Linked DNA regions of Homo sapiens: region 1 is linked to region 2. The links are chromatin loops, found by intact Hi-C in ENCODE. Cell type or tissue: endothelial cell of umbilical vein. All regions are shown on one strand. Each heading gives the region's core, and the rest is flanking DNA. Links, peaks and the distances in the headings are about the cores only.

Region 1 (5,390 bases), core at 86-5,085, 170 kb before region 2:
TTTCTGTCTCTTCTTCAAGCCTTATCTTACAATATTCCTTCTTGCTGGGACATTCTCTGCTGCAACGCTCTCCTGCCCTCCATATTCCTTCCATTACCCACACAGCCACTCCTGGCTGGTAAGCCCCATTCATCCTCCAGTTTGCACTTGGACACCACTTTTTGCAGAAGCTCTTCCCTGACTCCCCGGGTCTGGATTAAGTGCCTCCCTGTGAGGCCCTCACTTCCCTCTGTAATTATCATAGTTCACTATAACTTCTTGTTATATGGTTTCTTTTGCCAGTTAGACTGTAAGTTCCAAAATGGCAAAGACATGCTGCCAATTAGCAAATATTTTTCATGTTCACTCTATGCTAGACATTTGGGATACTGTGGCACACTAAATATAAAGTGTGCCCAACATTGCGTCTTAAAATGAGGCTTTTCCTCCCAGATGTGGTGCATTTATGATAGAAGACATGCCTAGGGATACCATGGACCTTTTTGTTCCATGCATATACATGAGGCAGGGCAATTTCTAGAGGATGGAATCACATTCTCCTGGAAGGTAGAATTAGGGTGCAACCATTGGAAATTGCCTCTGCCTGGGCTAGATAAGGCGGTGCCAAGGGTAAAATAACTTTGGTGGATTTTTGAAGTACTATGTGTCAAACCCTATGCTGAAAACAAGAAAGAGATTATTCTTGAACTGAAGCCAACATGTCTCAAAATACTCTGAGCACGAATCTTAGTGGTCTTTATGGTGACAGTGTTTGATAGTACTAACCCATTATAAGATTACTTTCCTGTATGTACTTCCTGCTAATTTATTTAACAAAAATCCTGATATGTGATATACCTGCCAAGCAATTAACGAGATTAGAAATGAAGTAGTCCAGGAATATAAACTGCAGAAGAAAGCAATTTTCACCCCAAAAGTTTACATTTGGCTGAAAAGCCACAATTTAGACCCCATCTCACTGGTCTAATAACACCTGAACTAAAGGAGGCATTTCATTTAATTATCCAAACATATTGGCATGTAAATTCAGGCTATCAGTAAAAATGAAGCGAGATGATGAACTCATCCCTTAGGACTCGTGATTTTGAACAGCTTTTCTCTTTTTAGGATAATTTGTGCTGCTTTATCATCTCAGAAAATCTTTCATTTGTCATGGATGAACTGAGATAAGGGAAGTTATTGCCACCTGGGTGCCTCTCTAATTTTCTAGTATAACAATTGGTATATATTCACCCAGTGAGCAGATTATACAATTTTACCTCTTTCCCTCAATCTAAGGGCCACTGGGAAAATGGAAAAAGTTGAGAGAAAGGGAGAGACAGGCAGAGAGAAGGTAAAAAAAAAAAAAACCCAAAAGAGTAGAATTTTATATTAGATGTTTGACATGAGATTTAATGAGTCTACCTCTGTGGTGGCTTTGTGAGAGACATCTGTTAGTCTTAAGTCCAGAAGAGATAAATTTATTATTATTAAGAGGAATTTGGGGCCTCTGAACATACATGTTAACTTCTTTTTCTTTATTAAATTACTTTAAAATTATAATGTAGAAAAAGTGGTATTGATACTGCAAAGTAGATATAGGACTGGTTACTGACTGAATAGAGCAAAGGAAGTGACTGCTGAAGTCTCCACAGGGGAAAGGCACCAAAGACCGTGAGTCATTTCCCTCTGCAGAAGCCTTGAGGGTCTCAGGGTTTAGGGCCACTAGAGATCAGGATAAGCAAGGCCCTGGGAAGGCACTTAGCTAAAAATAGAGTGATTATTCAAAGTCTGCATTATAAACTGAGGTCTTTTCAAAAAGGCAATGATTAACTCTAGGAAAAGCCAAAAGTTGTCTGAGAAATAAACTTGGAAAAGCGATGGATGTTATTTATGTAACCATAACCATGCTAACATGCTTGTTTAAAGAGAATGTGTGGTAGAGCTATGCTGGGAGGCTGAAGAAAAGGCAAGTCGGGGTGTGGTGATGGCAAGGGAATGCTGAGAAGCGCAACATTTTTCAATGACTACCAAAGGAAGCTAGTAAATCATACATAATCGTGACATATGAAGACATATCAGTAATATTATCTATAAATGTGGAGGAAATAGGGTGAAAAAGTTGAAGAGTTGAAAATGGTTGCTCTGGGGCCTAAGGCTGGAGCATTGGGTAGAGTGGGTAGGAGAAGGGACCACTGCTTTCTAACAGGGCACTTTTATCTCTATCTGATTTCTTAAACTCTGTACATGTATAAAAACAAAAACGTTTTTAATAATTAAAAAGAAGAGAAGTGGGTGGCTTAGGTTGCTGGAGTAGTGGGGATATTAGCCTGGAAGAAATTTTTGATCCCATACCTTTTATTCATTAGCTTTATATACTCAGAATTTCAGGATCTTCTGTGTCAGTAAGTAGGTGATACATACTCAAGCCTGAATTGGTTCATCACTAAAGTAATCATAGCAGTTTGCAGCAAAGAGAAGACAGCACAAAAATTCAAGCCACAAAAGGTTGCACTGTGACTCTTCTGTAAACCTCAACCCAGTGTCAGACGGCTGTTTTTTCCTTTCTTACTGCTATATTTTCAGTGCTAGCACAGTGGCTGACTCACATGGGTGCCTCAGAAGTAGTTGACAAAAATGCACAGAGATTACAGAAATGTTAGTTAAGAAAAGATTGATGAATTAATTGGCATGGATTGGGAGGAAGGAAGTTCTAAGGAAGACTCAACTTGCAAAAGGCCAAATATAACTGGGAGCTAGGCCAAATTTTATCCCTTTTAAGGAATCAAAACCAAGGTTAAGCCAGGGTCAAACCACTAATAAAGGAAAATGAGAACAAAATAAGTTCAAACTGGTATATCTGTGAATTTAATTTGCTTGCTAAGCACGTTGTGTATGAAGTGGGTGGAGTTTGTGAACTGAGGGTGTTCCGTATCTCATATATAGTCCATATCTCATATACATTATTCTAGTTGATATTTCAAAATATAGAAAAATGACAAAGTTTTCATCATTCAACTTATTTGGATGGTCAAGAAAATATAGAGACTATGTGATAAGTGACATAATCAATCAAGTTCAAAATATAATTTTGAAAAAAAGAAGTGGTCTTCTGTCTAACTAGGAATACAAATTTTATGTTTAACAGCATGCATTGTTTACTAGGTCTGCCTTAAAAAGTACCGCACACTGGTTGGCTTAAACAACAGAAATGTATTGCCCTGAAGGTTTGAAGTCTATATTAGTCCAATTTCATACTGCTATGAAGAAATACCCGAGACTGGGTAATTTATCAAGAAAAATAGGTTTAATAGACTTACAGTTCCACGTAACTGGGGAGGCCTCACAATCATGGTGGAAGGCGAAGGAGGAGCAAAGTCACTATCACAAGAACAGCACAGGAGAAACCCACCCCCGTGATTCAATTACCTCCCACTGGGTCCCTTCCACAACACATGGGGATTATGGAGCTACAATTCAAGATGAGATTTGGATGGGGACACAGCCAAACCACATCAAAGTCCAAGATCAAGGTGTTGGCAGGTTTGGTTCCTCCTGAGGTTTCTGAGAAAGAATCTGTTCCATGCCTCTCCCCTAGCATCTAGTGGCTTGCCAGAAATCTTTGGCATTCCTTGACTTATAGATGCATCACCCCATCTCTGCCTTGATGTGCACATGGTATTCTTCATGTGTGCATTTATGTATCTAAATTTCCCTTTTTGTAAGGACACTAGTCATATTGAATTAGGGGCCTACCCTAGTGTATTAGTCAGGGTTCTCTAGAGGGACAAAACTCTCTCTCTATATATATATATGGGGAGTTTATTAAGTATTAACTTACATGATCACAAGGTCCCACAATAGGCCATCTGCAAGCTGAGGAGCAAGGAGAGCCAGTCTGAGTCCCAAAACTGAAGAACTTGGAGTCCAGTGTTCAAGGACAGGAAGCATCCAGCATGGGAGATAGATGTAGGCTGGGAAGCTAGGCCAGTCTCGTCTTTTCACACTTTTTTCTACCTGTTTTATATTCTAGCCATGCTGGTAGCTGATTAGCTTGTGCCCACACAGGTTAAGGGTGGGTCTGCCTTTCTCAGCACACTGACTCAAATGTTAATCTCCTTGGCCACACCCTCATAGACACACCCAGGATCAATACTTTGCATACTTCAATCCAATCAAGTTGACATTCAGTATTAACCATTACACCTAGTCTACTATGACCTCATCATAATGAATTACATCTTCAGTGATGTTATATCCAAATAAGCTCACATTCTGAGGTACTGGGGTTAGGACTTCAACCTATAAATTTGAGGAGATACCCACTATAATGAAGAAATCATGTAGTCTAGGTTTTCTAAAACAATAATCTTAGAGATAGACAGACTATCCAAAAGGGTAGATGACTGGATAAATGGAAGTGTCTGATTCTGATTGTTAGGCTGGGTCCAGCCCAGAAGATGATGATGATGTGTGTCCTTGGGAACAAAAACTAGTAGAGTAAGTGTCTCTTATCTGGAAACAGCACTAACAGCCAGGTGAAAAAAATGCAAAATATTTGAATAAAATGAATTGGGAAAGGAATAAGGTCCAACAGCAGAGGATCCAACTGCAGATCACAAAATCAAGGAGAGCCTACAGCTGAGACACAAGACAAAATGAAAAAGCTAAAGAACTGAAGAGCTGGTGAAATGAAAACAGAATACCGAAGACTGAGCACAGAAATCAGAGAGCTATGGGGAAATACCTTAGTTCAAGCTATAACCTGCTATCATCCTTTGCATGTCTGTGGCAAGCGGTGTGAGCAGATTAGGTATATTTAAAAGTCCAGAACCAAGAAGCATAATAATTATTTTTCTGTCCAACCATAAGACTCATAATTTTCATATCAATGTGATATTTGAAGAACTTAATATCAAATTGCATCTGAAGTTAATTTTTCCCTTGAGTAATAAAAGCAACTTAGAGAGAATCATAATTTGTATGCTTTGTGCCCCAGAAAACCTCTGTGTGGCTACAAGTAGCAGGAAGCCAGACCTAACAGAGTTATGATCCTTGTCTCCAATGTCCCTCAAATTGCACCACAGTCTAAACGGCATGTACTTCTGACCCCACATGAATATCAAGTTATTACAAACTTATGTGACTTTAATGACCTTTCAAAGATAATGCAAACATGAGAACATTCCTAAGTACATGCCATGAAAACTTATATCCAAATGGATGTTGCACTTCAAAGTCACCCTGCAAAGAAGTTATTTTATTTCACAATAGTTCAACATAGTTGCAGTGCTCCTAGTTTGGAATTTATATCAGAACCAGTGTTCGAGGAGTGACTCTCATCCTACAAAGTACTTAAATAGGCCAGAAGTGTCACATTACTTTGCTTTCTTTAAATTTAATTAAATCTA
Region 2 (5,390 bases), core at 287-5,286:
TCTGTTAAATTTAGAATGGGACATTTAGTGTGTCCCGTTCTAAATAGAGGGCACTGCTTTCTGAATAAGGCAAAAATAATTGTATGACTTAACCAATAAAGGAAATTAGATTCTTGATTTTATATTTAATGTCCATGCTGTTATAATAAATTGCATTAAATTTATATTTATCCATTAAGTTGATATATTTTCGTCAAGTGAATTACGATTTCTAAAGGTTTATAATTTTCTCGCAAGTAATCCTTAGAAAAAATAAATCTGAATATTAAGTTTAAGCTGCAGGGAACTTCTGTTATTCCTGTTTGTAATTTGTTGTCAGTTAACAGCTCTAATCCATAAGTGTATTTTTTTTCCTTCATTAGAAAAATAACAAGTTACAAAAGTGCTTAATGCACTACACTATAAAAACAAAAGAATTTAAAGGAGTTTGAATGTAATTGTCTGCTCTCAAGTAATCATAGTTGGTTAGATATTGAACAACTACTTACAAATAAAACAGAATTCACTACCTTCTAGCTTATATAATTTGAAAAGAAATTAGAATATTAATTATTTCATTTTCTATTTGAGTGTTCTCTTTGGTTCTGTAGTCAACAGAGCTCTCAAAATCTATTCATGTAATGCAAACATGAGTGATTTTTCATAAAACCATAATGACAATAGTGAACAGAATAAAGGGCTTATTTCAATAAGAGCACTTGTATCCATTTGATAAATAATTTGTTTCTGTTGAAAATCTTTATGGCATTATTTACTTAACAAGAGACAGGCAATATTAATGACTGGGGCATGATGGAATTAGGAAATGCAGGAAGAGAGTTCTTTCTTATATTCTAATACTTTATTCCTTCAGCATCAATCCTGTAAATTTAATGGGGTAGCATTTGAAGTAGAAAAGGAAAGCTAAATCATTGTCAGATGAAATAGATTTGTCATAAACAACTTGTTTTCTAAATGGTGGTAAATCAAGATGCAACTTTAAACAAAAACAACAAAAAGAATATTAGAGTTGGATTTGTTTAATTACTGGCAAAATGTTTTTCCAAGGAATAGGTGAAGATGTGCTTACTCATTTCCATGAGAACCAGAGATGCTGCTTATGTATGGGATAATCCAGAATCAATCAAGCCCATAGAACCAAGGAGTCAGATATCTCCTGAATTCTTCACTTAAAAAAATGAGGAGGATTGCTGGGTGCGGTGGCTCATGCCTGTAATCCCAGCACTTTGGGAGGCCGAGGCAGGCGGATCATGAGGCCAGGAGTTCGAGACCAGCCTGGCCAATGGTGAAACCCCGTCTCTACTAAAAATACAAAAAATTAGCCGGGCATGGTGGCGCGCACCTGTAATCCCAGCTATTCGGGAGGCAGAGGCAGGAGAATCACTTGAACCTGGGAAGTGAAGGTTGCAGTGAGCCGAGATAGCGTCTCAAAAAAAAAAAGGGGGGGAAATACTTTCAAACGAGCCTCACCTGTTTAAGGATGAAAAATGTTTCCATTTGGTTTGCCTTAGTAGGCTTCTTATTTTATGTTATTTATGTGGAAAACAAGAGGCTCAGAAGACTTGAAGTTTAGGGAGGGTTTGTAAGTCCTGACTGCTTGCCATGGGCTTCTGTTAAAAGCATTAGCTTAAGCTTGAACCAATGCTAAGTCAGGAAGTACAGATATCAAACATACTATGTATGGTAATGTGCACAGATCAGTCTTCAAGACATACTCATTTGTGCCATCTCAACGTTGTGAATACATCTGAGTGGAATTGAGTCTCTTGTGCCCTCAACTTTTAGGACAATTTTTGAAAGACAGTAGAGATTACATATTGGAAAATGTATTTGATGGGATGTGTTATTTATACCCAGCCACAAAGTTCAGTGAACTCCAAATTGACCCCTAGGACAATATTATACTCCCCTCCCCCCTTTGCTGATATGATATGTTTTCAAGATTTCCAGTACCTTTAGATATGTCTGTGTGATGGGATTGGCTAGGAAGCAGAAAGCACAGAACCAATTACTCATACTGTTTCCTTTGAGGATTAGACACAATGACACTATATAATTTTTCCCTCTCTCTGGTGTCAGTGACCTTGTAATGATTTTGTCTGTACTATAAAAACAGCAATATCCTCTGGGAACATCTGAGTATTTCCTCTTATCTCCACATGAGGGACCTCTTGGGCGGATTCCCAAATTAACAAAACTGATTATTTTGTTAAACAATTTAAATTCTCAGATTTATTTGAAACTGTTTTGAACAGACTCTTCTCATATGAAACTCTTTTTTTTGGATTCTCACAGCGTATTCCATCAGGTGGGGATGGTAAGACACTGAAATTTTTTGGCCAGTCTATCCACGGAGAAATGGATTTAAATGGTGACGGTCTGACAGATGTGACTATTGGGGGCCTTGGTGGTGCTGCCCTCTTCTGGTATGTATTTTAATAACATCCTGTTAATCTGAGACTGGGTCACTTGCAGAGCTCCCAGTGTGATTGGAGCTCATGTCATACCAAATATCTATTTCCTTTTGTGTTCCACTATGCAAATACAAGTTATTCAGTTGAGTGAGCTGGAAGAGTCAATACATCTTAAGAACAAAGAAGCTATATGAAAGAAACAAGTAGAATGAACTCTTAATTTGGTGTGTCTATTATGTGGTTTACACTAAAATAGGTATTCTGTTTTAGGAGAGGTATAGGGGAAGAGAAGATCTTATAGAGGATGTATATAAACAAGAAAATATCCCTAATATTTGGTTGCTTACAAGGTTTTAGAGATAATCGACTTTGTATTCATTTACCTGATACATAGAAACAGATAATCGCGTAGCACTCTCTGACTCTGTTTATATTGTTGGTCAAGCCTAGAGGCATCTTAAGTAATATCTTCGCTCAGCCTTTAAAATGCCTAAATCCCCAAATTGGCCCAGTTCTTTCAGATACATACATTCATAATGCTTTATTAATTATGAATAAATAATAATTTAGTAGGCAAAAATAATTATTGCTTACTAAATATCCTATCTCAAAAACTAAATATCCTATTTCAAAAACTGTTCTGTTTGAAAGAAATTACTAGGAAGTCAAGAATCAACTTAATGAGAAATCCACATGATAATTTTGAAAAATATATAATAAATTTCATTAAGAAATATAAAGGAAGGGTTTCATAAATAAAATCTATTTATGCCAGGTGACTTTATGGGAAGTCCGCATGTTGATTCTCCTAAATTAATGCATTGGTTTACTGTAATTCGGGTGGAAACATACATCAATGCTCTTTTTCCCAAAAATCTACCTAGAAGAGTAATAAAGTATAAAAGAAAGGTGAAGATAGAGAGGTGAAAATAGATGACTTTGCTATAATTTAAGATAATGCTTAAGAACTAATGGTCAAATTAAAATGGTACAGTAAATTGTGCACATACAATAATCACTATTTAAAAAAAAAACCTTTACAATAGAGGGGAAAGAAGACTGAAGGGTGATACCTAAGAAAAGGGAATATTAGGCAGCACAGTGGCTGGGACTTTGGGGAGGACTCACCAGAAGCCAAGGCTCAAAACCAGAAGTCAGCAGTGTCAGGGACAATGGATATACTTCAATTTTGTTTGAAATGTTAATCCTGAATTAGTTTATTATGCTCCCTTTAGCTCACAAATATTTATTGTATTAATTCTCATATTAAAAATATGTTTTCAGGGTTTTTATGCTCCAGTTTTGTTTCAAGGCTTTCTTGCAAAGCTTTGCAAACTTATTTATGGCCTCTCCTGCCCCAAATCAAGGCATTGATGGCCCAAAATGATAGTCATTTCCCTATCATAGTCCAGGCTCCACTGACAGCAGAATGGACCAAACCGATATACTGGGACACGAAGACTAAGATTCACAATGCCTAACAAGAAGTGAGAGTGGATACAAGTGACAGATGATAGGAAAAACGTTTGGAAGCAAATAGTGAGAGTCTTGTCATGAGACCTGGACTGACTCCCAAGAAAGATCTGGCTGGGGCAGAGAGGATGTGTGGGGTGGACAATGGTCGAGGCAGCTTCATGCCTGGAGAATCCATATTACTAAGCAGGAAACTAGGCATGTTCATTCATTGCTGATGAAAGGGTAAACTGGCTAAAACTCATTCGAAGGTCTTTATCAATAAGTGTTTAAAAGCATTCCAATGTTCCTACTTTTTACCAAGGATTTAACTTCCTAAAAATGTAAAGATACAATCTAGAAGTACAATTAAAGGTGTCATCACAGCACTGTATGTAATACCATCTTTTAATAATGTTAAATTTACCACTATACTCAGAAACCTTTTTTTTAAATTAAGCTAAATATCCAATGAGATGGGATTGAATGCATAGATTATGGTATGTGCATATGCTGGTATAGTCTGCTTCCATTAAAAATAATAAATCCCATTAAAAATAATGTTCTCAGAAAAATGTAAATATTGGAAAGCTGTTCATTGTAATATAATGTTTTAAAAATTTGTAGGCATACATATGAAGATGTGCTTTTGTATATATGTATGTATGCATGTGTGTACGTGTATGCATGTTTTCTTCTGTAAAGAAAAAACCACTGAGTGTACTAAATGTTAATGATGATTATTGCTGAGTGGTAGTATAACAAGTTATTTGTGTTTTCTTTATGCATTTCTATGATGTTTATATTTTCTATGAGTCCATTGTTTTAACAGAAAAAAGAAAACCACCTTTTTTTAATGCAAAAGCATAAGTAGTGACCTCATTATTCACAACATACACAGTTATAAGGGGCTAGCTCTGGCCACAAGGCAGAAACCAGGTAAAAATGTGCAGTAATTGTTCCGGCTTGGATCTAAGACAATGACCTCAGTATCCATATATTCTCCATGTCTGAGATCTTACTCTGATCTCATTTTGGATTAGTAGACATTACTGGGCTTTCGAGTTAAAACGACTGAGTTTAAAATCCCAGGTTTTTCCTCTTAATAGCTTTTGACCTGGCATAAAATATTTAACTTTTCAGAGCCCCAGTTATCAAACGTAAAACAAAAAAATGATGTTGCTTATAATTAACCTTAAGAATTAAATGAAATAGCATCCATGTCTAGCACAATGCCTCAAATGTTATTTTGCTTTTCCTTCCTAGAAATAGAGGAAGAGCTGAACTCACAAGGACAGACAATATTACAGTCCAGACAAGAGATAGCAGGGGTCTACGGGCTGTTCAGGGACCTTTAGACTTCTTTCAAATTTGGAACAAACTCGTAAATCCCCAAAATACAGTTGATTCTGGGGTTTCACCTGGACACTTGATTCCATCTCTTTTCCATCACAGGAAAAACTAGATCTTTGGTGTTTGAACCAAAAGCCCCAAATGGTTTCCAAATATAACCTACATGTCTTA

The links. A loop is a pair of places that touch in the nucleus more often than their neighbours do. Peaks named below come from ENCODE experiments on the same cell type or tissue, not always from the same donor. Only the 100,000 strongest peaks of a DNase experiment are listed, where the experiment ranks them.
Region 1: it touches region 2 in a loop (6-fold over the local background); 1 of 110 quality-filtered maps calls a loop at or near these places.

Annotation. Positions count from the first base shown.
Region 1 is chr5:52,741,545-52,746,934 of GRCh38, forward strand. All of the region lies in intron 2 of PELO-AS1 (PELO antisense RNA 1), which reads right to left. Among named protein-coding and RNA genes, the nearest start is that of ITGA1, 44 kb to the right of the region's middle. In endothelial cell of umbilical vein, for the core only: no CTCF peak of the experiment used is centred there; DNase peaks (open chromatin) are centred at 1,657 and 2,647; H3K27ac peaks cover 1,534 bases.
Region 2 is chr5:52,913,169-52,918,558 of GRCh38, forward strand. ITGA1 (integrin subunit alpha 1) reads left to right here. Exons shown (of 29, transcript NM_181501.2): 15 at 2,296-2,426. Among named protein-coding and RNA genes, the nearest start is that of ITGA2, 73 kb to the right of the region's middle. In endothelial cell of umbilical vein, for the core only: a CTCF peak has its summit at 2,425 (motif pointing left); a DNase peak (open chromatin) is centred at 2,393; H3K4me3 peaks cover 192 bases.